Linked DNA regions of Homo sapiens: all the other regions are linked to region 4. Evidence: chromatin contacts called from ENCODE Hi-C or POLR2A ChIA-PET data. All regions are on one chromosome and are shown on one strand. Each heading gives the region's core, a stretch centred on a gene start or an enhancer-like site at or near the end of the contact. The rest is flanking DNA. Distances are from core to core; before and after follow the strand shown.

The links. Hi-C counts contacts between places; a loop is a spot of excess contacts on that map. ChIA-PET counts read pairs that join two places held with the same protein, here RNA polymerase II (POLR2A). Pooled maps may share reads with other maps.
Region 1: a map with no recorded cell type shows a loop between it and region 4 (6-fold over the local background). The contact joins two enhancer-like sites. A Hi-C loop is called at or near these places in 3 of 37 single-sample maps with no recorded cell type and 4 of 50 pooled maps. POLR2A ChIA-PET finds 5 or more read pairs at or near these places in 1 of 52 experiments (activated naive CD4-positive, alpha-beta T cell).
Region 2: a loop to region 4 is called in a pooled map, with 5 times the contacts of the local background. The contact joins two enhancer-like sites. A Hi-C loop is called at or near these places in 4 of 37 single-sample maps with no recorded cell type and 4 of 50 pooled maps.
Region 3: a map with no recorded cell type shows a loop between it and region 4 (4-fold over the local background). The contact joins two enhancer-like sites. A Hi-C loop is called at or near these places in 3 of 37 single-sample maps with no recorded cell type and 3 of 50 pooled maps.
Region 5: a loop to region 4 is called in a map of CD8-positive, alpha-beta T cell, with 6 times the contacts of the local background. The contact joins two enhancer-like sites. A Hi-C loop is called at or near these places in 2 of 168 maps with a recorded cell type or tissue (CD8-positive, alpha-beta T cell and HCT116), 10 of 37 single-sample maps with no recorded cell type and 11 of 50 pooled maps.

Annotation. Positions count from the first base shown.
Region 1 is chr10:88,269,202-88,274,209 of GRCh38, reverse strand. All of the region lies in intron 1 of LOC101929727 (a long non-coding RNA gene), which reads right to left. It also overlaps a transcript of RNLS not described here. Among named protein-coding and RNA genes, the nearest start is that of RNLS, 310 kb to the left of the region's middle. RefSeq lists an enhancer at 2,560-2,609. Within about 2 kb of position 2,274, at least 7 of the 41 ENCODE cell types and tissues checked have a DNase peak (open chromatin) inside an H3K27ac peak, as active enhancers do.
Region 2 is chr10:88,062,739-88,068,188 of GRCh38, reverse strand. No RefSeq gene overlaps it. Among named protein-coding and RNA genes, the nearest start is that of PTEN, 200 kb to the right of the region's middle. Within about 2 kb of position 3,533, at least 15 of the 41 ENCODE cell types and tissues checked have a DNase peak (open chromatin) inside an H3K27ac peak, as active enhancers do.
Region 3 is chr10:88,080,275-88,085,266 of GRCh38, reverse strand. LOC105378415 (a long non-coding RNA gene) reads left to right here. Exons shown (of 6, transcript XR_007062225.1): 3 at 1-18; 4 at 2,427-2,485; 5 at 4,730-4,992. Among named protein-coding and RNA genes, the nearest start is that of PTEN, 220 kb to the right of the region's middle. RefSeq lists an enhancer at 4,761-4,992. Within about 2 kb of position 2,331, at least 4 of the 41 ENCODE cell types and tissues checked have a DNase peak (open chromatin) inside an H3K27ac peak, as active enhancers do.
Region 4 is chr10:87,528,464-87,533,770 of GRCh38, reverse strand. The region is part of intron 4 of MINPP1 (multiple inositol-polyphosphate phosphatase 1); the gene reads right to left. Among named protein-coding and RNA genes, the nearest start is that of MINPP1, 26 kb to the right of the region's middle. Within about 2 kb of position 1,275, at least 7 of the 41 ENCODE cell types and tissues checked have a DNase peak (open chromatin) inside an H3K27ac peak, as active enhancers do.
Region 5 is chr10:88,387,172-88,392,092 of GRCh38, reverse strand. All of the region lies in intron 4 of RNLS (renalase, FAD dependent amine oxidase), which reads left to right. Among named protein-coding and RNA genes, the nearest start is that of RNLS, 190 kb to the left of the region's middle. Within about 2 kb of position 2,477, at least 3 of the 41 ENCODE cell types and tissues checked have a DNase peak (open chromatin) inside an H3K27ac peak, as active enhancers do.

The DNA.
Region 1 (5,008 bases), core at 1,025-3,524, 740 kb before region 4:
CACTTTTATGTTATGTATATTTACCACAATAAATAAAGAAGTTGATATTTCTTATACTTACAAAGAGGAGAAGGGCATTTGCAAATCAACAAGAAGTGTGAGGCCCCTCTCTCTAGCAGAAAAATAGACTAAATCTATTTCTTTATCTTTTAACATCCTGTTTAAGGGAAATGCCAAAACAAATGGGAAAAAATACACACACACAAATATATATGAACATGTTTTGCCTCATGAGTAATCAAAATGTGTACATATGTATGTTTATGTATGTGTGTTTATATTTAAAATCGTGTTCTGCCTTATGAGTAAACAAAAAGTATACAAATTAAAAACTATAATGAAACGTAATTTTTTAACCTATCAATTTGGCATTTTTTTTTGAATGACTAAATTCTAATCAGGGATTAAAATGACTGGTACAAGTGAAAACTTTCACATCCTGTTCGCATAGTAAGTGGCAATATGTATCAAGTGTTTTTTAAAGCATGTTTTCTAACTCAATAAATTTCATCTAGGAGTCTGGCTTAAAGAAATAATCCAGGATGCAGACGATGGTTTATTTGCAATATGTTTATTTAAGCATTAGTTATGATAGTGGAAAACTGGAAATAACCTAAATCAACACTAACAGGAAATGGCTGAATAAATTCTAATAGATCAAAACAGTGGAATTTAATGCAGTCATTTTAAAATGTGGGTTTAAAGCAAATTTTTCTATCTGGGATATTTTTTGTGATATAATGTTAAGAGAAAACCCACAATATGTAATGCTAAGTCAAGAATACAGGATGCTTGTCATTTCTAAAAAACATCAAGTGAGTATAACATGCATTTATGTGTGTACATATATTAAGACCAAAAGAAATATTCAATGTCTTCAAGGTGGTGGGATTTTAAAAAATTTTCATTTCTTTCTTTATATTTTTTCTGTATTTTCACAATGAGCAGTCAGGCAGCCAATTGGCCTTGTGTTGAGGTGCTCCAGAGGGCAGAACCAAGACTAGCAGCAGTAGGAAAGTGATTGAAGCTAATATCAGTAAGAAATTTCCAATAAGCAGAGCTTTTCAATGTGGAGCAGACCTCTGGGAGTTTCTTTCTGCCAGCCCAAAATGTTTCCAGCAGAGGCTGGGTGACCACCATCCACAGTGATCCACAGTGGGGAGAGGTCACAAGAACAGTGCATCCCAACCCTGGCTGGGCCACAGCATCACCCGAGGGAGGATAGAATGCAGATTCCTGGGCCATGAACCCTATCTACCTGGATTGAAACTCCAGGGCTGGGGTCTAGGGATATGTATTTGCCTTAAACTTCCCCAAGGAATTCTAAAGCAGCGAGACAAAGTTTCTACACCTGAGAATCCCTAGATTAGAGACTTTCAAGGCAGCTTCCAACTTGGAGATTCAAAGCAATTTTGCAATTCAAAGGTCTAGAGACTATTTGAGTATCTATCTTAAAAAAACGAAGACAACAGTATAGATGCAAAGGGAGGCACGGCTGGGGTTGAAGGATGGAATCATTTGAAGATCAATACTTTTTCATTCATTTATTTATTCAACCACCAATGACCAAGAGCCTGTGCTGTACCAAGTTCTTCATGTAAAGCACTTGGGATATGTTAGGGATCAAAACCGTTTCCTGCCCTCATAATGGTCACATTTAGGTCAGGTTAACATAAAACGTAGATTCTTGGGCCCAGGAATGACTGAATTAGAATCCCTGGAGAGGGACCCAAGAATCCATATTCTATAAATGTTCCCAAGGTGCTGCCTGTATACACTAATGCAATGTTGTTTTTCAAAATATGGGCTTTGACTCATAAGTGGTTTGTTATAGTAATTTAGTGAGTCAAGAAGCTTTTTTAAAAAATTAAAATAACAGAAAAAAGAACAGGAAAAGGAAAGGAAAATTAGAATGCTGACACATGGAAACAGTAACTTGTTTCATAAAGCTTCTGTTTCTGTGCCCTGGGCCACAATGTAAACTGGGTTTCAGATGGAAAACCATTGCTAGAAAATATGATATATAAAATACATCACTGCTCTAGTCCTCTCTAACCCCTGCACGCAACAGTTCTGTTTTAGTCCAAATCTGGAGGTGAGATGCTGGGGCACACTGACCACCTTGAGGAGGGACAGGCTGTTCTGGGAATTTGACTCACTGGGAATATCCCTGCTATAATGCCACTTCCTTTTTCTTTTGGATTGAGCCTAGGGCTGCACTCTTGCACAGATGGTAAAGTCTCCAGCACATGTTGCATCATTTTCTCTGGTAGACATGACAGAGCACTGCACACTATCTGTCCTGGCCTTCGTGGCAGAGTTAGAGCCGCATACAGAAACGAACTCCTGGGACCCATTGCTTCCATTTGCTAGGCTGCTTTTTAGGGGAACAAGAGAGCAGGTCTTATACAACCAATTTTCCAGGCCAAGTCCTGGGTATTTGATTTGGGCCCTTCATATCAGGTCAAAACCATATGCAACCCATACTTGGCAACCAAGATGAAAGATACCAATTGTTTTAAATAAAAATGAAACCGGACGGGGTGAACAAACCCACATAAGACAAGCTGAAAAGTCCTCCCAGGCTCTCTGAGAACCCAAGAGCCTGCTGTGCTGAGCAGACCAGGGATGTTCCTGTGGTTTACTTGTTTGCTGTCACGGAAGTTTTGCTGTCACTAAGAAGAAAAATCCAAAGGCTAATTCAGCATAAATGGTCCCCTTGGCTGCACTGAGGGCAGTCACAGGTGAGTCATAAACAGTGTTGAAAAGTAGAGATCCACCCTAGAGGCCTGAGACATGCTGCTTTTATCTCCAGCTCAGAGCAAGAAAAATGTCTCAGAAGGAACTGAAAATGGAATTACTCAAACTGAAAACTGCTGTCCTCACCAGGAGGATTCCTTTCCTGACCCAAGTCTGGGAAGTGCCACTGGTAAACCCCCAGAAATGAATTTGCTCATCAGTGAAGGACAGAGCTAGATATTCTCAGATGTACCCAGTGACATTTTCGCAGCATTAGAAGCCAAGCCTCCTTCACCTCAAACCAAATCACTGAAATGCTTGATTCTGTGCAGCTGTGGTAGAAATGCCCTGTATCAAAGGCAGGCTCCAGTACCACAAGCCAAAGATAAATAACAGAGGAAATGATCAAGACCATGACCTCTTGATGACCCCCTGGAGCTAAATCTTTGCTAGACCTCAGAATATCAAACAGGCCACCAGCCCGCCAAGAGCAGTTCATGAACAGTGTGGAAGCCACCTCAGCCTGCGAGAGCCTGGCTCTCTAGAAACTTGAGACATCCCAAAGGAATTTCTTGTTTTATCCTCCCAAACAGGGGTTTGTTAATTCTTTCTTCAAGTGAAGAAACCCTTTCCAAATAAACGTACCCAGAAAAGGTATTTTCCATTTACTTGGAAGTTGGGGTTGTATGTATCTCTTGTCCGGTGGTGAACTATTAGTATTTTGAAAAGTGTGTTCTCCCACCAACTAGCAAAAAAAATGAAACAGAAATACAAGGGCCTTCTCCTACTGGAGATTTTGATTATAGATTCAAACAGGCAAACATTATGGAGTGTTTACTATTGGACAAGTATTGAGCTAAGTTCTCAGAGGATCCTGAGTGGAACCAGACTCAAGTTGCTCACAGAGGGAAACAGTGGGCAGCTGAAACTTAGGTTTCTTTCTCAAATCAGTGTCATAGCACCTGAAGGAAACTCTGGGCCACCACTTCGAGTTTAGGAACCCCTGAGGCACAAGACAGCAACTGAGGCTGAAGGGACCCAGTATCTAACAAGCAAGACTTGTCCCCTAAATTGCCTTTGGAGTGCCTGGCCTGAAGACTGAGGCAAGCCAGCTAAATCCTCAGAATAAAAGATGTGGAGAGCAGCCAGGAGACACCACCTGATGCTCAAGGAGAAGGAGATCTTGACTGCACTTGACCGCACTAGGAGTGCAAATAGGTCTAATTTGCGTCTCTTAGCTGCAAGACTCACCGTGGAGTACAAAGGTCGATCAACGGAGATTATAGGTAGAAATAAGTGTCATTGTTTCGTTTACTCCTCTCTCCTCTTGTCAAAGAGGGCCTCAAAGTTTAGAAGACTCATGTTCCCGGCTGGCTTAAAGAAATGACTCTTCTTCTCAGGGCTTTGTCAGAAATATGAAGGGTTTGGTTAGACAAGTGGATTTCAAACTGCACTATAAGCTGGGCGTGGTCACGCACGCCTGGAGTCCCAGCTACTCGGGAGGCTGAGAGAGGAGAACCACTTGAACCCAGGAGGCGGAGGTTATAATGAGACAAGATCTTGCCACTGCACTCCAGCCTGGGCAACAGAGCGAGACTCTGTCTCAAAAAATAATAATAATGATAAAACAAAATAACAAACTGTGCTATAGTCATAGAAGTTATATTCAAATAAAACCTTCTATTGTTGTGTACATAAATCAAGTCCAAAGAAGAGCAGCACTACAAGTTAAAGAAGGAACACATTGTATTCCTCTAAGGCCCCCTCAAAGCAGTGTAAGCCATGGATAAAGGAGACTTCTCAGGCCCCTGTTGCCCAATTCTGAAACCCTTTTTTAAAATGCCCCTCAGACATCCATGACTTCTGTCTTTGGCCTGTTGTGGGGCAGTCACCCAAATAATGGATCAAGACCTTGTAAACCCAGAGCCTCCTGTTTCAGCAGGAGTCAGTTAGGCCAGGCCCTAGTTTGATGATGGGTAAGAATGACGGCTCAGACCTGCCTAATATAGCTGTCACTTTGGTTTTTCTGCCAAAGCATCAAGCAAGCAGTGAAAAAACATGAAATTAGGGAGGGAGGACTAATAAAATAGTTTCATGCATAGGACCTCAGCTTAGTATACTAGCCCTATTTACATATAGACAACCTATTCTCAGGAATCTCATTGTAAATACTCCTTGATTCAGAGAAGTATCAGTTCATATCCACTCCCTGTGAATGCCAAACCAGGGCCCTGTGTATGAAAATATTTTATTCAATCTCATGGTTGTC
Region 2 (5,450 bases), core at 2,284-4,783, 530 kb before region 4:
GAGCCTTCCTGGCCTCCACTTAAATGGGAGTGGTACCCACAGAGGGTCAGGAGGCTCAATCAAATCTCAAATTCATTATCTCTTGCTTCTCATGCACAAGTCAGTGTCAGCAGGAGGCATCAGTGCTTCTGCAAAAATAACTAATTCAACATTACTTTGTCAGATCACAACCCTTCTTTGCTAAAACCTTCCAGAGGCTCCCTGTCTCACTCACAGAACAACCTCATGGACTTCCTCTGTTCTCAGGATTCTCATGACACAATATGACCCCATTTCCTCTGACTATAGGTCCTTCCTCTCTCCCCCTTCCTGATGGTGCTCCAGCCATACTGGCCACCTTGCTGTTCCTGAGGCACACCAGGCAGCTTCCAGCCTCAGGACATTTGCACTTGCTGTTTTCTCTGCTTAGAGCCCTCTTCCCCCATATCCACATAGCTTGCTCCCTCAACTCCTTTAGATCTTCATTCGGCTATTACCTTCTTCCTGAGGCCTTCCCTAACAACCCTATGAAAATTGCAATACCTGCCAGCCAAACATTCCCCATCCTCCCTTCACTTTAATTTCCGCCATAGTAATTTCATCTTCTCACATGCTGCATATTTAACTGTTTTGTTTACTTTCTTTCCTCCATTGGAATATAAGCTCTATCAGGGCTTTTCATGAAGGACATGCAAGTAGATGCTTGATAAATATTTGTTGGATAAATAAATCAGTGCATATACCAATCTGAAGTCACAAAATCAATATGAGCATCACCTTCCACTAAAGACATATCCTTTCAGTTATCGATGAAAAATGAAGTTGAAAACACAATAATCAGCCTGTCATTGAACAATGCAGCTGCAGCTAAGATCAAGTTCTTGACTGACTTTGCCGAGCCCAACCAATTCAAAGGAAGAATAAAAACATGGTCAAGGGACCCAAGACCCAGCTCTTATCCCCTACTCAGAGAAAACCCAGAGAGAACCAGCCTTCTGATGTCTTGTCCTTCCTGGTTTTGACCAACCTCTAAAAACCATAAGAACAGTTTGTCTCAGTATTTCAGTACTTCCGCTTCCAGGCCCAGGAAAGAGCAGGAAGTGCAGGGGCGTGTGAAAATCAAGAAAAAAGAAGAATTAAACCCGCTACACATGAAGCGCTCAAAGACTTCCTCTGTAACCTGTTGCAGCACACGAGTTTCAATGTGCTTTCACTGAGAGCCCAGGGGGACTGTGCTGTCCCCAGAATTTCGCACCATGCCCCACACTCTCAATGAACACTTGTTGCCTAAAAAAAAAAAATTAAATTTTAAGACCTTCAGTTTCTCTATTTGTATAAAGTGATTATAAAACCTACCTTATGGAGCTGTCTGATGATCACATATGAAATCGCATATGTTAAGTGCTTATGCAGCGTCTGGCACATGATCAGCATTAATTTTATGTGAACTGCCATTTTGATGGCAGTGGTGGCGATCTGATGGTGGAGGAGGTTTAGTTAGCGCTGGGTAGATTGTAACATATACCTATCCTTAATGATTTGTTCAACCTGGAATTTTGGACGGAGCCTGGGCCTGAGGAGTTGAACCTTAGAGTGATCCATTTCTCTTGGAAAAGTCCTGTTCAGTTTGAGCAAGAAACTCTGGAAAGGGGAAGGATGTATTTTAATCCCAGCTACCAGGGTGACAGGCAGCAGAACTGAAACAGCATGACTAAGCACAGACCATCTCCTTTCATTACATGGGGGGCTGAGGTCTTTCCTCTCTACTGCCAGGGACTGGAGAAAGGAAAGATACCCAGTTTAATTGCATCTGATAAACGGATAGTAAAGTCCAAGAGTAGACAATTGGAATATTTCCCCAGCCTTTTTCCTGTTAGGTTCTCAAAGCTAGAAAAAAAATGCTGAATGTCTTTTCCCTAACTTCATATCGCCATATGAAGCCCAGCTAAGTTTCCCTTGAAGTTCACTAGCCCATTTCCTCTGTAGGTCTACAGGGGCCACCTGCCAATGTGCAGGGATTAAATGAAGAAATAAAGACCTAAGGCCTTTCTAGAAGCTAAAAACCCTAGGACTCCCTAAACACTTTGGAGTTGCAGCTCCCATTGGTTAAGAGGTATGGATCGCATAGTTTCAAGCTGAGCCATGCTTTTCGGAATACTCTGCTTTTTCTCATCTTTTTCCACTATAGTAATACTATAAATGAGATCTCTTCCAGAAATAAAGGCAGAAAGCCCCAAGCTCGATGCTAAAGATGTTTGTGACAGAGTTCTGCAAGAATAGGATATTTGCAGTCTCGTCTGCGATAATCATTTCAGAAGTGGCTGCTGATACTGGTAGGTATGCAGTCAGCAATTGTGGTGGAAACGGGGAATGTCTGCTCAAAGAGACAGAATGTGCAATGACTCAAATGATTTCCAGCAATTGTCAATACTATTTGATGTTAGTCATTTATGCTACCTTTTTCTTATTTATAGATTCCTAGCTTTAAATTAACCTCCCTGATATATGGAAGTAATTTGGTCAGTAATAAGTTCCTTTGTTTTGGGTTTTTTGTTGTTTTTTTTTTTTAGGACTATGTGGCAGAGGAGACTCCTGACTTTCACTTCTCTAAATAACCAACAACTCCTCACTGTCCCTGTGTAAAGCTATCATGGCTGTGGGGAAGGAGAGACACTTCAAGGACAGCTCAGAGCAAAGTACCAGTTTAAAATCTTCTCACGAGAAGAGCAGCATCCTTCACTCATTTGTCCTTTCACTGAGGGTGCACTACATGTACTCACTGTGCTAGATATTGGGAATACAGGGCTGAGTGAGACATGGGCAGACTCCCTGAGAGGTAACACTCAGACTACATCTCAAAGGATAACTAGATATCCGCCAATCAAGATGGAGCAGCAGGCCAGGTATACAGGCTCAGCATCACTTTGGGCGTTGCTTTATCTTAAAAAGCTGCCTGAACCACTTAAAGGGACCCACTGCTGCCTTCAAAAGAGTACAGTGATATGCATCTTCCTGAGGTCTTTCTAAGCCACTTCTGGAGCTAGATATATGTTTCTCAGATGTCTCTGAAACAAGGTTTCCAGGCAACTACATCTGAGGCCATTGGTGCTGCAATATGACTGAAAGGAAAGAGGGTGTGTACTTCAACAGCCTTGCTGTAAGCAAGGTGGCTTCATCCCCTCCCCCCACCTGAAATTGAGAAACACAGAAGTGACCACAGTCCTAGGCCACTGTGTGCAAAAATGGGAAATGTCACTCATCAGGTCCTCTCCCACGTTTAACCAGAATCATCAGCCTATAGATTCGGGAACTGAGTGGCTTGACCATTTTGCACGTAAGCCATATGCAATTGGTCCAAAGGAGACCAGTGAGCAACAATTCAATTTAGAGTTCACTGAACTCTCTGGTTTGGGAAGGAAATTGCTAGTAATCAATTGCAGCAAGCATACAGGCTCAGGGCCAGGAAGAGAAAAATCACTTTAATGGGCAAAGCAGATGTTGCTAAATTCATTGCAAAAGTGAGATGGGCACAGAGCCAGGCCTTGCATGAGAGATGCTGATCTGTTCTCCTGAATGAACAAAACAGAGACATTTCAAAAAGGGGGGTTTCTATGAAAGAAGCCAGAGGTCTGTGTCCCTGTTAGAGTAAATAAAAGAAAATGCACCCAGGTGTTCAGGTCCCCCATACCACCACAGGACTTAAAGTTGTTAACATCTTACGAGGATTTTTAAACAAATCCAGAATACTAGCAAAAACTGCCTGGGGAGTCTTCATTCGGTTCTAAGGAGAGTATGTGGTAGAGTAGAGAGAACACGGGCTTTGGCATCAGATCTGTTTCTTCCATGAATTAGTTGCTTCCACCACCAAGAAGTTGTATGACTTGGGCAAAGTTCTTAACACCTCTCAGTCTCAGTTTCCTCCACTGTAAAATGGGCCTAATGTCATTTACCTTATTAGAGCAGTTGTGAGGACTAGTGATAATGTCTGTAAAGTATGGTAGAGAAATGCACTTAAGCAATAACATGTTTTCAGAACCATGAAAAGACTAGTGACACTAGGATGTGGGGAGAATTGGTTAATGACAGGGCAGGGTGGGGTGGGATGGGGAGAATTTCTGGCCCAATATTGACCAGCTTTGGCACGTGCTCTTGGTGAAGGATTACTTCACAGGTCACATGTTTCTTTGCATGCTTAGGCTGATAAAACATCTCTCAAGAATATAAGAGCTCAGCAAGTGTAGGAGCATAGCCCAAGAAAGGTCACTGTGTGTACTTAGAACATTTTCATGGAGTAGCTTCAAATGCAAGCCTCCTAAAAGAGAGTTGATTCTGATTCCCCAAATCTGAAATGTTCTTTACTTACCTAATTCCCACTCATCCTTCAAGGCCCAACCAGAGTCCCTCCTCTGAGAATCATCCCAAATTCCTCTGGAGCTCACCATCTCTACCTACTCACATATTGCCCAGTTTATATCAGCTGCCTTCAATCCTTCCTGGAACAAGACATTAATCCCATTCAGTAAAAACTTTAAATGCTACTTACTCAATTCTTTGGCCTGTCATAGTAAAGTGTCATACACTGATCATCACCTGAATCATGTGGTTCTACCCCAAATACTTAGCAACTTCCTAGAGTTTAGATATTGAACTTGCACTAATTAAAATCTCTAAATCAGAAGGCAGAGAGAGCTGAGGGCTCTGACACTTGACTAGTTGTGTGAGCTTGGGCCAAGTTTCATGGCCTTCTCAAGCCTTAGTTCTCTCATCTGTATACTGGAGATAATAATAGCACCTTCCTCCTAGGACTTGTGTGAGACTTTCGTGAGCTCGGTCCTGCAAAGTGCTCAGCACTACATTGTTAGCTGAGTAGTAACAGTCACTTTCCTGAAAGCTTCTTCACCCAGAGGGGCTAGCCCATGCCTGTGCACAAAGAATGTCAAATTACATTCACACCCCCTGAGATTTCCAAGCTACAGGCCATTTTCACAGTGGCCACTCTCCAGAAAGCTAAGTCCTGCTGAAAGTATGTTTCCAAGTTGCCATCACCTTTAGAATATTTCTGATAAGCAAGCAAAACTGCCTGTGGCCTTTGGCAGTGAATTTCTGGGGGCTGGTAAGAGGAGGATGTTTACCAGAGCACAAAGGCCAGGTCATAAGCAGAGAATATTTTGGCCCAGACAGATCCCAGAGAAGGCATTTTTGCCAAGCACAGACTCCATTCTCAGGTCCTGAAGTCAGCATTAGACACTAAACAAACCTTCCCGGGTTCACATTTGTTTACTTTTGGCCAAATGCAACTTCCTGTTTGAAAGGAAAAGGGCAGTAAAGCTTTCTATAGCCTTCTTGGACATAAAGGCTCTACTTGAAACAATTGATTTGCTAAGGATAAATGAATCAAACGTACACAATGGGGATCTCCCCTCCCCTCAAAATGTTCATGTTTCAACAGGGAAAGTGCTCAACAAAACCAA
Region 3 (4,992 bases), core at 1,082-3,581, 550 kb before region 4:
GCTGTTTCCAGTAAACAGGTAATGAAATGAAAGTGTCATTTTTCTTCCACAGTCATTGTCAGCCAGTTTGAATTTAGGGTGGCAATCACAAGGAAGATCTGCAGCCACATGCCATCTTGTAAAGCCTAAAAGGGGAATCTGAATCTGATCAAATTATTCTTAAAAGCCTTTGGTGACCTCCAGTCTGTTAGGACAAAGACTAAAGTCTTTCTTGAGGCCTTCAAGGCCCTTCAGAACTGGCCTTTACTTATCTCCCCATTTTTCTTGGCCCATCACACTCTAGTCACCCTACCTTCTGCCACTTTTTTGAATTTGTTATATTGTCTTCCTAGACTAGACCCCTCTCCCAGCTCTTCACTGCCCAATCCCTTCAGGACCCAGTGGAAATATCATTTTCTTAAGGAAGACTGACTGAGCCTCCAACAGGATTCCTGATCATATGGTCTCAAGGAGACCTGTACTTTTCTTTACCAATATTGTATTGCTATTCATTTGTTATTTGTCTTTTTCCATTTATTGTCTACCACTTCTAGGCATTAATTTCATAAGGGCAGTGACCTCGTCATCCTTTCTCATAGCTGAAGCAGCTGCTGAAGTTTAGTAGGGCTGGGCATAGAAACTTGCTTTATAAATATTTGTTGAAAGAATAAGTGGAGTCATGAGCGGGTAGATGCTGTTTTTGGGTAGATGCTGTTTTAGGCTAGTGGCACCCAGCTTGGATCTTTGCAAGGTCCCTTTGGAGAACAGAGCCATTCTGAGAGACAGAAGAGCGATAACCAGCAATGCCATAAATAGTAGAAGGCAAATAATGTGCATTGACAGAGGGAAGGCCTTCTCACCACATTGACAGGGTTTGTCTGCTCTGAGGCAATGCCATTGACAAAGGACACACATAAACTACTACTGGTGGAGCAGGAATAGGCCTTCTGCAATCTCATGCCTTCGGCAGCCCTCACTGAGAGTCTAGCCTTGCCCTGTCCAATATAGGACAGCCACTAGCCACATGTGAGCCTTTGAAATATGACCAGTACCCCCCAACCCCCACCAAGGAACTGATTTTTAAGTGTTATTTCATTTCATACTTGACATTTAAATTTAAAACCTGATACTCTATTCAGTTGGAAAAAATAAAAATGTTTAGAATAATATGGATATGTGAATCTACTTTTTCAGTTGTAAACTTTAGGAAGTTTAAACCAGGATTAACTATCTCTCTCTCTCTCTCTCTCTCTCTCTCTCTTTTTTTTTTTTTTTTTTTTTTGAGGTAGAGTCTCGCTCTGTTGTCAAGGCTGGAGTGCAGTGGCACAATCTTGATTCTCTGCAACCTCTGCCTCCTGAGTTCAAGAGATTCCCATACCTCAGCCTCCCTAGTAGCTAGGATGACCGGTGTGCACTACCATGCCTGGCTAATATTTCGTATTTTTAATAGAGACAGAGTTTTGTCATTTTGGCCAGGCTGACCTTGGACTCCTGACCTCGTGATCCGCCCTCCTCAGCCTCCCAAAGTGCTGGTTACAGGCATGAGCCACCGTGCCCAGCCAGGACTATTTCTTAAGGAAAATTTAGCATCCCATTTGAAACGTGCTGCAAGTGTAAGATATGCCAAATTTCAAAGGCAATACCGGAAAAAGGCAAAATATCTCAACAATTTTTATATTTATACACATTAAAAAATTTTAGAAATATGAGGTTAAATAAGCACATTCTAAAAAATAATTTTATCTGATTTTTTTTTTAATGTGGCTACTAGGAATTTTTAAATTGCTTTTGTTGTCATATTGCATTTCTATTGGACAGAGCTTCTCTAGAGAAAGAGAGATGAGAAAACATTTCTTTCAAACCAGAGCCCCAAAGTTTTAAACAGATATCACAGTGGCCCATATTTGGAAGGAAGGGACAATTAAAAAGAGAATCTTCCTTCATTACATGAGAAAAAAACTATTATATTAAAACCTGAAGTGGTAGACACCTGAGTAATATCAGGAATTGTGAAAAAGAAGCACAATTTCTCTTCTTCCACAGATAGCTGTAATGTTCCTCCTTGCAGTATTTTCAACCATGAGGGAGTTGTAGATTACAGAGACAGCTTCCTTTAGACTGACTTGCCTGGCAGATCAGCTAAACTGGTAATGAAATGATGATAGTGACTATAAATTATTGTGTTCTTCTGAAGTACCTTTCCTCTATAGATCTTGCAAGATTTCACAAATGCTAATTAAATCTTTCACAATATCCTACAAGGTCAAAAACTTAACTTCCGTTTGAGTGGTGAGAAAGCAGAGACTATGGTGATTTGCCTAAGGCCACAGAGCAAACCAGCCAAGACTAAGCAGGGAGGGTGCACAGTCCCTCAGCTGGGCTGCTAATCCAGATGGCTTCTCTTAAGGTGCCAGCCAGGCAATCACAAAATTATTCTTTCTTTCCAGAGTGCCAGCACCCACTAACCTGTAAATAGCACCTTGTTCAGGGGGAGTGATATTCTTTGGTAAGTGACCGTAAACTGATTATACCAAGTCCTTCAATGGAGAGATGGTGGTTAAAAAGCAAAACTGAGGCTGGTAAATTTTTACCATTTCTTTGTAGACTGTATGATTTGGGGCCTTGCTGCTCAAAATGTGGTCAGCAGCATTGACATCACCTGGGATCTCATTACAAATGCAGAATCTCAGACCTCACTCCAGATGTGCTGGATGAGAATGGCCATTTTCACAAGCTCCCCAGGATATGTGTGCCTGTTAAAGTTTGAGAAGCACTGATCGGAGGACTTCGGTTATAATCCCACCTCCTTCTATAAGTGATTAAAGAAAATTCACTTATACTCTCCTTTGAACAGCTGTATGCTTCTCAATTTCTCTCTCTCTCTCTCTCTCTCACACACACACACACACACACACACTTTATTTTTCAATCTCTATAGACTTGCTTCTTTGTAAGGCTCTCAATTTCTCCTCCCCAGTGACACAAGCTTGCATGTGGATATAGCTCGTCATGGTGCCTATTTATCTTCAACTTTATGCAACCTTAGCACTCTTTTACTCAGAAACCTTTTGACTGGGAGAGCAGGGCAAACTCAAATCCCTACAGAGACCAGGAAGGCAGCATGGATGAGTGCAGAAAGCTACATTTGTTTCAGAAAGGAATCAGTGTATATTCTTTCAGCAGACACATTTAGTTTGTTTCTTATAAGCCACTAGAAGAGTCATTACTTTCACAAAGTCATATGCTTATTCCCATTTTTCATAAAATATGGCCTATCTTCAGTTTTCCCAGTTTTGATACAGAAAAAAATATAAGAAAGATTTTCTATTTCCTATAACTATAAAAGCCCACTAATAGCACCAGCACAGCCACCCCTGGGCTTCACACAGGGAGTGGCAGGAGCTGTGCAGATGGAGAGTGCATACTGGTGTGAAGGGGGCAATGGATCTCAGCTCCAGCCATTGTCTTCATGCAGGAATTTGGGACCATTTTACCGGATCCTCCCATTTCTTCAAGAGAAGCCGGAAATCTGGATTTCTATGTGAAATCTCCCACTTTTTTATGCTGGCAACTAATTTTCTTTAAACACTGTGCCAAACAAAACATACCTGCAGGCCAAAATCTACACCCTCTGGGCTGGATTTCAATGTCTCTTAAACTCTCAACAGAGAGCATCTTACTGTTTCAGTTCAGGGTAGATGTCTACCCATGGTCCCATCGAGTGGGGTCTGGATATGGAATCAGCTAGAAGAAGCATAGTCTATGCCCATTCTTTCAGCAGGGACTGTGGGCAGGAAACCATTTCCAAAGAAGCAGGCATGAGTTGGTGGCCATACAAATATATATGTTATATTGATAAATATAAAAACAGGAGATTCTGGGGGACCACAAGTTTTTACAAATTAGGCTTATTTTAGGATAAATTCACCCTTGTTAGTGTGCAGTTCTGTGAGTTTTGATATACATATGCAGTCAAGTAACCACTCCCACAATTAAGATACAGAATAATTCCATCACCCCCCAAATTTCTTGTATGCCCCTTTATAGCTAGCCCCTGACCCTAACCTCTGGCAATCACTAATATATTCTCTTTTTCTATAGGCTTGCTTTTTTTCAAAATGTCATATACATGGAATCACACAGTTTATAGCCTTTTGAGTCTGGCTTATTTTACTCAGCATAATGCCTTTGAGCTTTAACCATGTAATTTCATGTATCAGTAGTTCATTCCTATGTATTGCTAAGTAATTTTCCACTGTATAGATGCACCACAGTTTGTTTATCCATTCACCAATTAAAGCCATAATCAACTTCCATGTAGAAGTTTGTGTGTGAACACAGTTTTAATTTATTTGGGGTTACTACCTAGGAGTGAGATTCTGGGTCTTATGGTAAGCATACATTTTACTAAGAAACTATAAAACTCTTTTCCAAAGTGGCTGAACCATTTGACATTTCTAACAGCAATATTTGAAAGTTCCCATTGCTCTGTATCCTCTCCAGTACTTACATGCTCAGCATTTTGGTTTGGTCTGGTTTCATTGTTTCTGAGCTCTTCTGATAGATGTGGAGTACACCCCCATTTTGGATGAATTGTGCCAAATGTGTAGACCATCCTCAAAATCTAAGGTCTCAGTAAAAACAATTAAACATGATTTCTGATATAATGTCTTATCCTTGAAAACCCTGACCCATCCATCTTCAGCACATTCACATGTGTAATAAGGTAAGTGATTTTTAATTCCACCAGGTTTAAAGACCCCTGACGTGACTTATTGCCATTCTGCTACTGAGCCTTGAGAGATTATGGTAAGTGCCAAGAAAAAAAAAATGACTTTGAACTGCTCTTTCACCAGTTAAAAATAACACTGAAACCAAATGTAAACATAAAAGAAGTGGTCAGATTCGGGTTACATATTAACGGTGTTTGGTCAGGCTGGAGCTGAGGCACAGCAGCAGAGAATGCCTTTTACTTATCACTGTTTCCAAACCTCCCTACCTGGACTAGGCTTG
Region 4 (5,307 bases), core at 26-2,525:
ACCTTATAGACTATGAAATCTGAAAATATCAATGATTTGAAACCCAACAAAAAGGTAGAAAAAAAAGGTTAACACTGAGAGTTGAGGTATTTAGTAACAGTAAAAAATATTTTATAGTAATTAACTTAAAATGGAAGATCTCGAGGCAAGTAATTATAGACCCAAAATAAATCTTTGAGAAAACATGAAGTAACTTGTTGAAATCCTCGAATCTAAAAAGATTATATTAACAGATATATGGGGAAGGAGACAGTAAAATAAAATCTGGAGATACTTCATTTCTTCAGTGAATTCAATCTGCTTTTCTAATCACAGCTGCTTAAATAGAAATATCTGCTTAAATAGAAATATCTGCTTAAATTTGCTGGTTTTAACTTTAATCCCATTACTATAGTGATGGTGCAAAAAGGAAAATAAAAATCAAGTTCCTAATAAAATGCAAGGAGCTGAATTTCAAGGGCCGGTTATATTTAACTGAAAATTTAACAATTTGCAATCTTCCATTTTTTCCATGAAGTAAAACCATGCTATCAAAATTATGTTGAAAAAAAAATTCAGTGGCACTGAAGAATGTCCCTGATTTAATGTTAATATTAAAAAAAACCAATCTGTATACATACTAACATTCTAACAAGGGGTAGGGGTGGGATGGAGAAAGCAAAAATAGCCTGGGAACTTGGGAAAGTGAAAGTCATTTTGTCAGAAAATATGGATGTCAAAATACTCACTTATAAACTCTAATTCCAAATTTAAAAAAAGGATTTTAAGTCATGTACAAAAAAAAAAAAGGCTAATGTTTTGATAGAAGAGATCAGGAAAAACACAAAGATAAACATTCTATTAAAAGCTTATTATTCTACCACACTGGTGCCTGACTGTCAATGTGTGGAGAAAAGCAGTAAGTAGGAACTCTCTGTACTTTCTACTCAATTTTGCTGTGAACCTAAAATTACTTTTAAAAGTCCATTAGTTAAAAACAAACAAACAAAAAACAACTTACTTGCTCCTTGCTGAGCATATATTGATTTTCTTTAGAAGTGCTTCTCACAGCACTAGTCAATCTGTTTTTAGGAGAGAAACCTGACAGAAGTCTCAAACCGTACTTTATTCTCCTTTCCTATTTTAAGGTTTAATCTTAATTCAGCAAAATAAGCATCTTTTAAAATCCTCATCAGTCTTTTAGTACAGAGATACCCAGTCCCAGGAAACCATCTGCCAGTTTCTTCATCATCGCTCACTGCTGAGCAGTGTTTGTTGATTCCTTCTTCAGTTAGAACAAGAGGCGGTGGCCAAAACGATTTCCTGTCTTAAAGGGTCAAACTCTCTCTTTCAACTTCTTACATTGTTTCACAATCTTACATAAACAGTTATATCATTATACATGGCTTTTATAAAATGTTTTTATTTTCTCTAGACTGTAAGAGCCACAGTGCAATGACTTTGCCTCAGTCATCACTGCCTGACATATAAACATAGTAGCTGCTTTGTTGAATGAATTTTCCTTTCAAGCCACAAGGCATAATCATCCAAAAGAAGTAAAAATGTTTTCCATCTTGCAATGAAAAGGAAGTTAGTTTAATAAATGACGCCATAAAGTTTGAAAAGAATAAGTCTCACAAAGCTCTTGTTTTCATTATTTGGACAATTGCCAAGGGGGGCAGGGGTGGTAGAGGGGAAGGGTGTGTGAATATCTGAAAAAGACATTAAGGACATGTTTGGGCCAGAGAACTATCACATATAATACCAATACCATGTCTGTATATCATATTATACTAAGTGCTTTAATAAGTATTATCTCACTTGATTATCACAATTCCATGAGTCAGGTGAGGTATAGGTTGAGTATTCCTTATCCAAAATGTTCGTGACCATAAATCTTTTGGATTTCAAATTTTTTCAGATTTTGAAATATTTTCATATATATAATCTTGGGGATGGGACCCAAGTCTAGACATGAAATTCATTTATGTTCCATATACACCTTACATACATAGCATGAAGGTAGTTTTATACGATATTTTAAATAATTTTAAAAGTTTCAACTACAACCCATCACAGGAGGTCAGGTGTGGAATTTTTGACTTGCTGCATCACATCCGCACTCAAAAAGTTTTGGAGTTTGGAGTATTTTGAATTTTCACATTAGGGCTAGGCATTCTTCATTCCTCTTTTCCAAAGTAAGGAATCTGCAGCATCCATAAAGCAGGACCAGGAGTCAAACCAAATCCAAGCAACTGCCTACTATGTCATATTGCCTCTACACCACAGAACTGCACCTGCTACTACAAGCCATGCATGAAAATTCACCTCATTAGCTTCTCAGTTTATTAAAATACCATCAGCTACTAGCTACCAAAAATGGAGTGCTCAATTAGTTGCATTTTTCCCTCTGTAATTTATTTGTAGGTGAGATAAGCAAATTATAAGAAAATAAGCAAGATGATGAGGAGGAGGTTCCAAGAACAGCTCCAGTCTACAGCTCCCAGTGTGAGCCATGCAGAAGACAGGTGATTTCTGCATTTCCAACTGAGGTAGCGGGTTCATCCCACTAGGGCTTGTCAGACAGTGGGTGTAGCCCACGGAGCATGAGACAAAGCAGGACGGGGCATCGCCTCACCCGGGAAGCGCACGGGGTCAGGGAATTCCCTTTCTTAGCCAAAGGAAGCCATGACAGACAGTACCTGGAAAATCAGGACACTCCCATCCTAATACTGCACTTTTCCAATGGTCTTAGCAAACGGCACACCAGGAGATTATATCCTGCGCCTGGCTCGGAGGGTCCCATGCCCACAGAGCCTCGCTCACTGCTAGCACAGCAGCCTGAAATCGAATTGCAAGGCAGCAGTGAGGCTAGGGGAAGGGCGTCCACCATTGCTGAGGCTTGGGTAGGTAAACAAAGCCGCCAGGAAGCTTGAACTGTGTGGAGCCCACTGCAACTCAAGGAGGCCTGCCTGCCTCTGTAGACTCCACCTCTGGGGGCAGGGCGTAGCTGAACAAAATGCAGCAGAAACTTCTGCAGACTTAAACGTCCCTGTCTGACAGCTTTGAAGAGAGTACTGGTTCTCCCAGCACGGAGTCTGAGATCTGAGAACGGACAGACTGCCTCCTCAAGAGGGTCCTTGACCCCCAAGTAGCCTAACTGGGGGGGCACCTCCCAGTAGGGGCCGACTGACAACCCATCCCCTCTGAGACGAAGCTTCCAGAGGAAGGATCAGGCAGCAACATTTGCCATTCTGCAATATTTGCTGTTCTGCAGCCTCCGCTGGTGATACCCAGGCAAACAGGGTCTGGAGTGGACCTCCAGCAAACTCCAGCAGACCTGAAGCTGAGGGTCCTGACTGTTAGAAGGAAAACTAACAAACAGAAAGGACATCCACACCAAAACCCCATCTGTACATCACCATCATCAAAGACCAAAGGTAGATGAAACCACAAAGATGGGGAGAAACCAGAACAGAAAAGCTGAAGATTCTAAAAATCAGAGCACCTCTTCTCCTCCAAAGAAACACAGATCCTCACCAGCAATGGAACAAAGCTGGACGGAGAATGACTTTGACGAGTTGAGAGAAGAAGGCTTCAGACGATTGGTAATAACAAACTTCTGTGAGCTAAAGGAGGATGTTCGAACCCATCACGAAGAAGCTAAAAACCTTGAAAAAAGATTAGACGAATGGTTAACTAGAATAAACAGCCTAGAGAAGACCTTAAATGACCTGATGGAGCTGAAAACCATGGCACGAGAACTAAGTGATGCATGCACAAGCTTCAGTAGCCGATTCAATCAAGTGCAAGAAAGGGTATCAGTGATTGAAGATCAAATGAATGAAATGAAGCGAGAAGAGAAGTTTAGAGAAAAAAGAACAAAAAGAAATGAACAAAGCCTCCAAGAAATATGGGACTATGTGAAAAGACCAAATCTACGTCTGACTGGTGTACCTGAAAGTGATGGGGAGAATGGAACCAAGTTGGAAAACACTATTCAGGATGTTATCCAGGAGAACTTCCCCAACCTAGCAAGGCAGGCCAACACTCAAATTCAGGAAATACAGAGAACGCCACAAAGATACTCCTTGAGAAGAGCAACTCCAAGACACATAATTGTCAGATTCACTAAAGTTGAAATGAAGGAAAAAATGTTAAGGGCAGCCAGAGAGAAAGGTCGGGTTACCCACAAAGGGAAGCCCATCAGACTAACAGTGGATCTCTTGGCAGAAACTCTACAAGCCAGAAGAGAGTGGGGGCCAATATTCTACCTTCTTAAAGAATTTTCAACCCAGAATTTCATATCCAGCCAAACTAAGCTTCATAAGTGAAGGAGAAATAAAATCCTTTACAGACAAGCAAATGCTGAAAGATTTTGTCACCACCAGGCCTGCCTTACAAGAGCTCCTGAAGGAAGCACTAAACATGGAAAGGAACAACCGGTACCAGCCACTGCAAAAACAAGCCAAATTGTAAAGACCATCGAGGCTAGGAAGAAACTGCATCAACTAATTAGCAAAAAACCAGCTAACATCATAATGACACGATCAAATTCACACATAACAATATTAACCTTAAATGTAAATGGGCTAAATGCTCCAATTAAAAGACACAGACTGGCAAATTGGATAAAGAGTCAAGACCCATCAGTGTGCTGTATTCAGGAGACACAACTCATGTGCAGAGACACACATAGGCTCAAAATAAAGGGATGGTGGAAGATCTACCAAGCAAATGGAAAACAAAAAAAAGCAGGGGTTGCAATCCTAGTCTCTGATAAAACAGACTTTACACCAGCAAAGATCAAAAGAGACAAAGAAGGCCATTACATAACGGTAGAGGGATCAATTCAACAAGAAGAGCTAACTATCCCAAATATATATGCACCCAATACACGAGCACCCAGATTCATAAAGCAAGTCCTTAGAGACCTACAAAGAGACTTAGACTCCCACACAATAATAACGGGAGACTTTAACACCCCACTGTCAACATCAGACAGATCAACGAAACAGAAAGTTAACAAGGATATCCAGGAATTGAACTCAGCTCTGCACCAAGCAGACCTAATAGACATCTACAGAACTCTCCACCCCAAATCAACAGAATATACATTCTTCTCAGCACCACATCACACTTATTCCAAAATTGACCACATAGTTGGAAGTAAAGCACTCCTCAGCAAATGTAAAAGAATAGAAATTATAACAAACTGTCTCTCAGACCACAGTGCAATCAAACTAGAACTCAGGATTAAGAAACTCACTCAAAACCGCTCAACTACATGGAAACTGAACAAACTGCTCCTGAATGACTACTGGGTAC
Region 5 (4,921 bases), core at 1,228-3,727, 860 kb before region 4:
GGGTGAACTCTAAGTCAAGTCACATAGAGACAATATTATGAGTGGAATATTTCAGGGAACCATCAGACAGGTCAAATAATGATAGTTCTCTGGAAATGGAGTTTGGAGAGAGCGCTAACCCTGTTCTATCCCCTCCGGGGGCTGCCAGACTGCCAGTGTTTATCATGATTGCAAGTTGTTGGTTTCCCAGGTTATTGCAGAGCTGGGGGCAGGGGAGGGAGAATGAGAAAAGAGCAGAGTAAAAGACAAAAAAGCTTAGTTTTTACTGACATTCAGCCATTTTTTTAAATAAAAGCTTACCTGATTTCTGCTAGTCTTTGATTAATTTCCAGAGTTCTGAAAAAGTTTACACTGACAATTTTTGCCAGTATTTTTATTGCTTGTATGGAGGAGAGGGTTTTCAGAGTCCCTTATTTTGCCATTTTCATTATCACCCCATGTCCTCTTTTAATAACAAATATTTTTAATAACATCTCTAACTATTCTAAAATGAAATTCATGGATAACATAACCTACCAAGACATTTTTTTGTTTTTTAGACGGAGTCTCGCTCTGTCGCCAGGCTGGAGTGCAGTGGCGCGACCTTGGCTTACTGCAACCTCCACCTCCTGGGTTCAAGCAATTCTCCTGCCTCAGCCTCCCAAGTAGCTGGGACTACAGGTGCCTACCACCATGCCCGGCTAATTTTTGTATTTTTAGTAGAGATGGGGTTTCACCATGTTGGCCAGGATGGTCTCGGCCTCTTGACCTTGTGATCCACCGGCCTCGGAACTCCCAAAGTGCTGGGATTACAGGCATGAGCCACTATTCCTGGCCAGTACACATTATTTTAAAATTACTAATATGATTGCCTAATTGTAATTTAAAGAAGAAGAAAGGAATATCATAATAATAATTGAAAATGCTTGGGGACAACTACACTGGAAGACATAATCAGACACACCTGTTTGTATAATCACTTTGAATTGGGATGTTACAAATTATTGCAGTTATATTTTCAGAGGATTCAAATGTCATATGTGCCATGGATATTGATATTATAATTTTCAAAAATGATTAACAATTCTCAGTAAGGTTCAAATGAAACAAAGTATAGTCTTCAGTTAGTTTACATTGGATTTGCATTTATGGGAAATTAGGTGTCTATTAAAACCATGAAAAGAAATATTTAATTTTTTATGTAAGATTGAATTTGGTCCTAGGCTTAAATCATTACATACAGATTTTTTAAAAATCTACATGAATAGTTGGTGGGACAGTAAAATCTAACATGATATGGAACTTCCCCTTACCTCCCTGACTACTACCCACTGAATGTCAGTTAACAGTCCCATAATAATTTATACTTTGAGACACCCTTCCCAAGAAAAATGGCCCTCATAAACTTCCAAAATATCCCCTAGAAGGCAGTACCATTCCTCTGAGAGCCACTGCTTTAGAAGAGCCAGCTGTTAGTTGTTTTTTGGCTTTGGGTTTTTTAAAATCTGAGGTGCACCAAGTTTCAAAGAAAGGTCCCCAATAAGAAAACCAACAAGCTGACTAAATGCATGTGTGCTATGGTCCCTGCTCACTACTCCTCTGCCCCACATTCCACCTTTCAGGAAGTTTGAGTACTGAAATAATACTAAATAATTTGCAGACACTTTGGGGGATTGGATGCTCAAACACTTTTTTCCCCTCTTTTATCTTATTTGGAATGAGAGTTTTATTTAGTGCATTCAGACGAACGAATATTAAAAACTTCCTTAGGTCCTCAAAGAAGGGCCTTGACATCTTTCCTTAGTGAGCTGGTCCAATGTTCTAAATCCTCTGAGCAGGATCCCTGTGGTGTGTGACCCAGATAGCGTCCCAGAGACTTTCACTTTATTTCCTTGTGAAGACACGTGAAAGCTGCTTTATCAAGGAGTCACTAAGTCTGGTCACAACACAGTTTCAAGGAACCAACACTGGGACACTTACCATTTTGATGATTTTATCAGCTTTGATGGTGAGCCTAATTACAAAAGTCCTATCAAATGAATATCCACTGGTTCTTGATAGACCACAACCAAATTGTATTTCCCCCTTGTGTTCCTAGCTATTTATGAATATTGTTGCAAATGCTGTAATTGCCATCACCTTCTTCTGACTTTCTCAATATAATACCTAATTAGTCAGTGTCAGTGTTGCCAGATGATATGAAATGCTGTGGCTTCTGGCCCTCATTTTCTAATGGATTTGGAATTGTATGTATTTATGTCATTGCTCTTCCTTTATAGCAACTACATGCCCTATCCCTGAATCTGTAAATATTCTGAGGCAGGTATATCTTGTAGTCCCCCAATAGCAAGAGTACCCTGCTTATAGTTTTTGGACATTTGTATTTAATGTTGCTCCTTTTATTTCTGTATGCATTCTCACTAGATAGGGCTTTAGCTTTAAAAACTGTGCGAATTTCATTCCACCAGAGGGCACCATGGTAAACTTCACTTTCAAAAGGATCCTTAACAACTCAGTTAAGAAATCCCTAAAAGGATCCTTAACAACTCAGTTAAGAAATCCCTAAAACCGAAATATTGAAACAAATGAATGTAATTAAAGCAGCAATACCTTTGACCAAGATATTTATTCCATCGTGACTTTTAAATCTCTATAGAATGATTCATTTTGCTAAGGGTATGTTAATCACTCTCAAGCACAACTTTGACAAATCAAAAATAGATAGCAGGCTTTATTATGGCCAATGTGTGAGCTCCACAGACTGTCAAAAAAAGAAAACAACAATAACAAAAAAAAACCCAGCACAGTTCTGTTAGGAGACATACCTCTCCTTTTCTGGCTCCAAAAGAGAATGAATGCTTTTTGAATCCTAGGAGGTAAACCAATATCGTAATTTCCTACATGCTACAAAATAGCCATCTTTAGTAAAGCTCCAATTTCAGGGTGGATTTTAATTGTTTACTACTAATAAACCTTGGGAGTTAATTTATACCATCCCTCAAGTCCCAACACAAACAGATTCCCTTTTCCAGAACTCATGGTGGCAAGATTCCATAGAACTCCCCAGATGATGGCAGCTACTATCAGAGCTCTCAACTCTGACAGGAATTAACAAATAACAGGTTACAAACAGGAAACACAGTGTCTCATATCCATGGCTCCACTGATGCATGGTACTATGTAACATGTAGGGTATGTTAATTCCCTGATATTTATTCACTTATTCATTCGACACATAGTTATTGAGTATCTCCTGTGTACCACGTTGTAAGCTCTGGGGATACAGTGATGAGGGCAATTGACCTGATCCTTGTCTTAATGGAGTTTGATTACTAGTAGGGGGAAGTCATATAAAAAGACGATGATAAACAAGGAATCAAATAAAAACATAAGTAATTTCAGTTTGAGAGGTCACAGAAAGTTAATAAAAAGGTTCTATGAGAATGAAGGGAACTCTCACACAGCTTGTGAGAGTAGGACTGTCTGTGTAGATAGCATGAGATAGGAGAAAGAGCTAGCCATGTGATAACATGGAGACAGGGACCAGCAAAATATTTAAGTCTCTTCAGCTGGAAAGACTGTGCTGTGTTCTGATAACAAAAAGGAGGCCTCCATAGCTAGAACAGTGAGTCCTAGGCAGAGTGAGGCAAATTAAACTGGGGCCAGATCCTGGGAAGGATTTTGAATTATTCTCAGGCATGTTTTAAGCAGGATGGCATAGTCCAGAGAATGGATTTCAAGGGAAGGAGGCAAGAGCTGGGGAAGACAGGGTGCCAGAAAGTATTGAAACCAAATAGCAAGTTATTGCAGTGGCTCAGAAGGAGAAAACAATGGTGATTATGGAGATGAACAGAGTAGCCTTATTCAAGGTGTGTTTTAGAAGTAGAATCTACAGGACTTGCTGATAAATTAAACATGGAAAGAAAATTAAGACAAAGATGACTTACAGGTTCTTAGCTTGAGCAACTGGGTGAATGGTTATGTTGTCGACTAAGCCTGAGGAAGGAACAGCTTTCAAGGATAGATGGAAGGAATAATTAGGTATCCAACTTCTACGTGTTAAATGAAAGGCGACTGTGATACACCCCAGGGAAATATATTCAGGACTGCCCTCTGAGCCCTCTAGACATAGGTTTCATTTGTACCACAACCATCTCCCCTTCCAAATACCCACAGAGATGTTTCCTATATCTATGTTTTCAAGGTGTGTGGTCGTGAAGAACAGGGAGCCCTTCACTCCTGTCTGCATTGCCCGCTAAACTACAGGCTGACGTGCCTTCTGATTTTCTTTTCTGCTGTCAGAGCATTTGCTTCCCTCTGTCCTACAGGACAACTCTAAATCATTATCTCCACAACACCTGCTCCATATCAAAAGTGTTAGATTTTTAGCCAGAAGACATGCACTATTTTTCTTACTAGCTGGGTGACCTGGGGCATGCCATTTAACTTCTGGGAGCCCTGCAGGTCTTTGTAAAGACAATATCAATGATTACATGTAAAAGCACTTTGTAAACTGTAAGCAGTTACGTAAATAGGCTTGTTATTCTCATTTTTGTCTCAGTCTCCACCACTGTAACAAATAATCTTCCTTTTTTTTTTTTTTTTTTTTTTGCTCTGTTCTCCTCGCTTTTCTTCTTGCGTGCTTCTTCTGTCTCTTGTCCTTTCTGCCACATAAATTTGCTTTCCTGAAAAAGGCTGGTTATTTGGAGACATCATCACCAGCCAATCAGAGCTCTCTATTCCTTCTGGCTGGAAAGCCAATCAGATGTAAGCTCCAGGTCTCTTTTCAGTGTTGCTAGGGCTTCAGGTCTACTTCTAAAAGCTGACTTGCTTGCTTTCCGCTAGTTCATTCTCTGTCTCTCTCTGCTCCCCACTTCTCCCACCCCCACTCTATTCCTCTCACTCCTCCCCTCTTCTGGGTTTGGAGCAGTTCCAAATACTT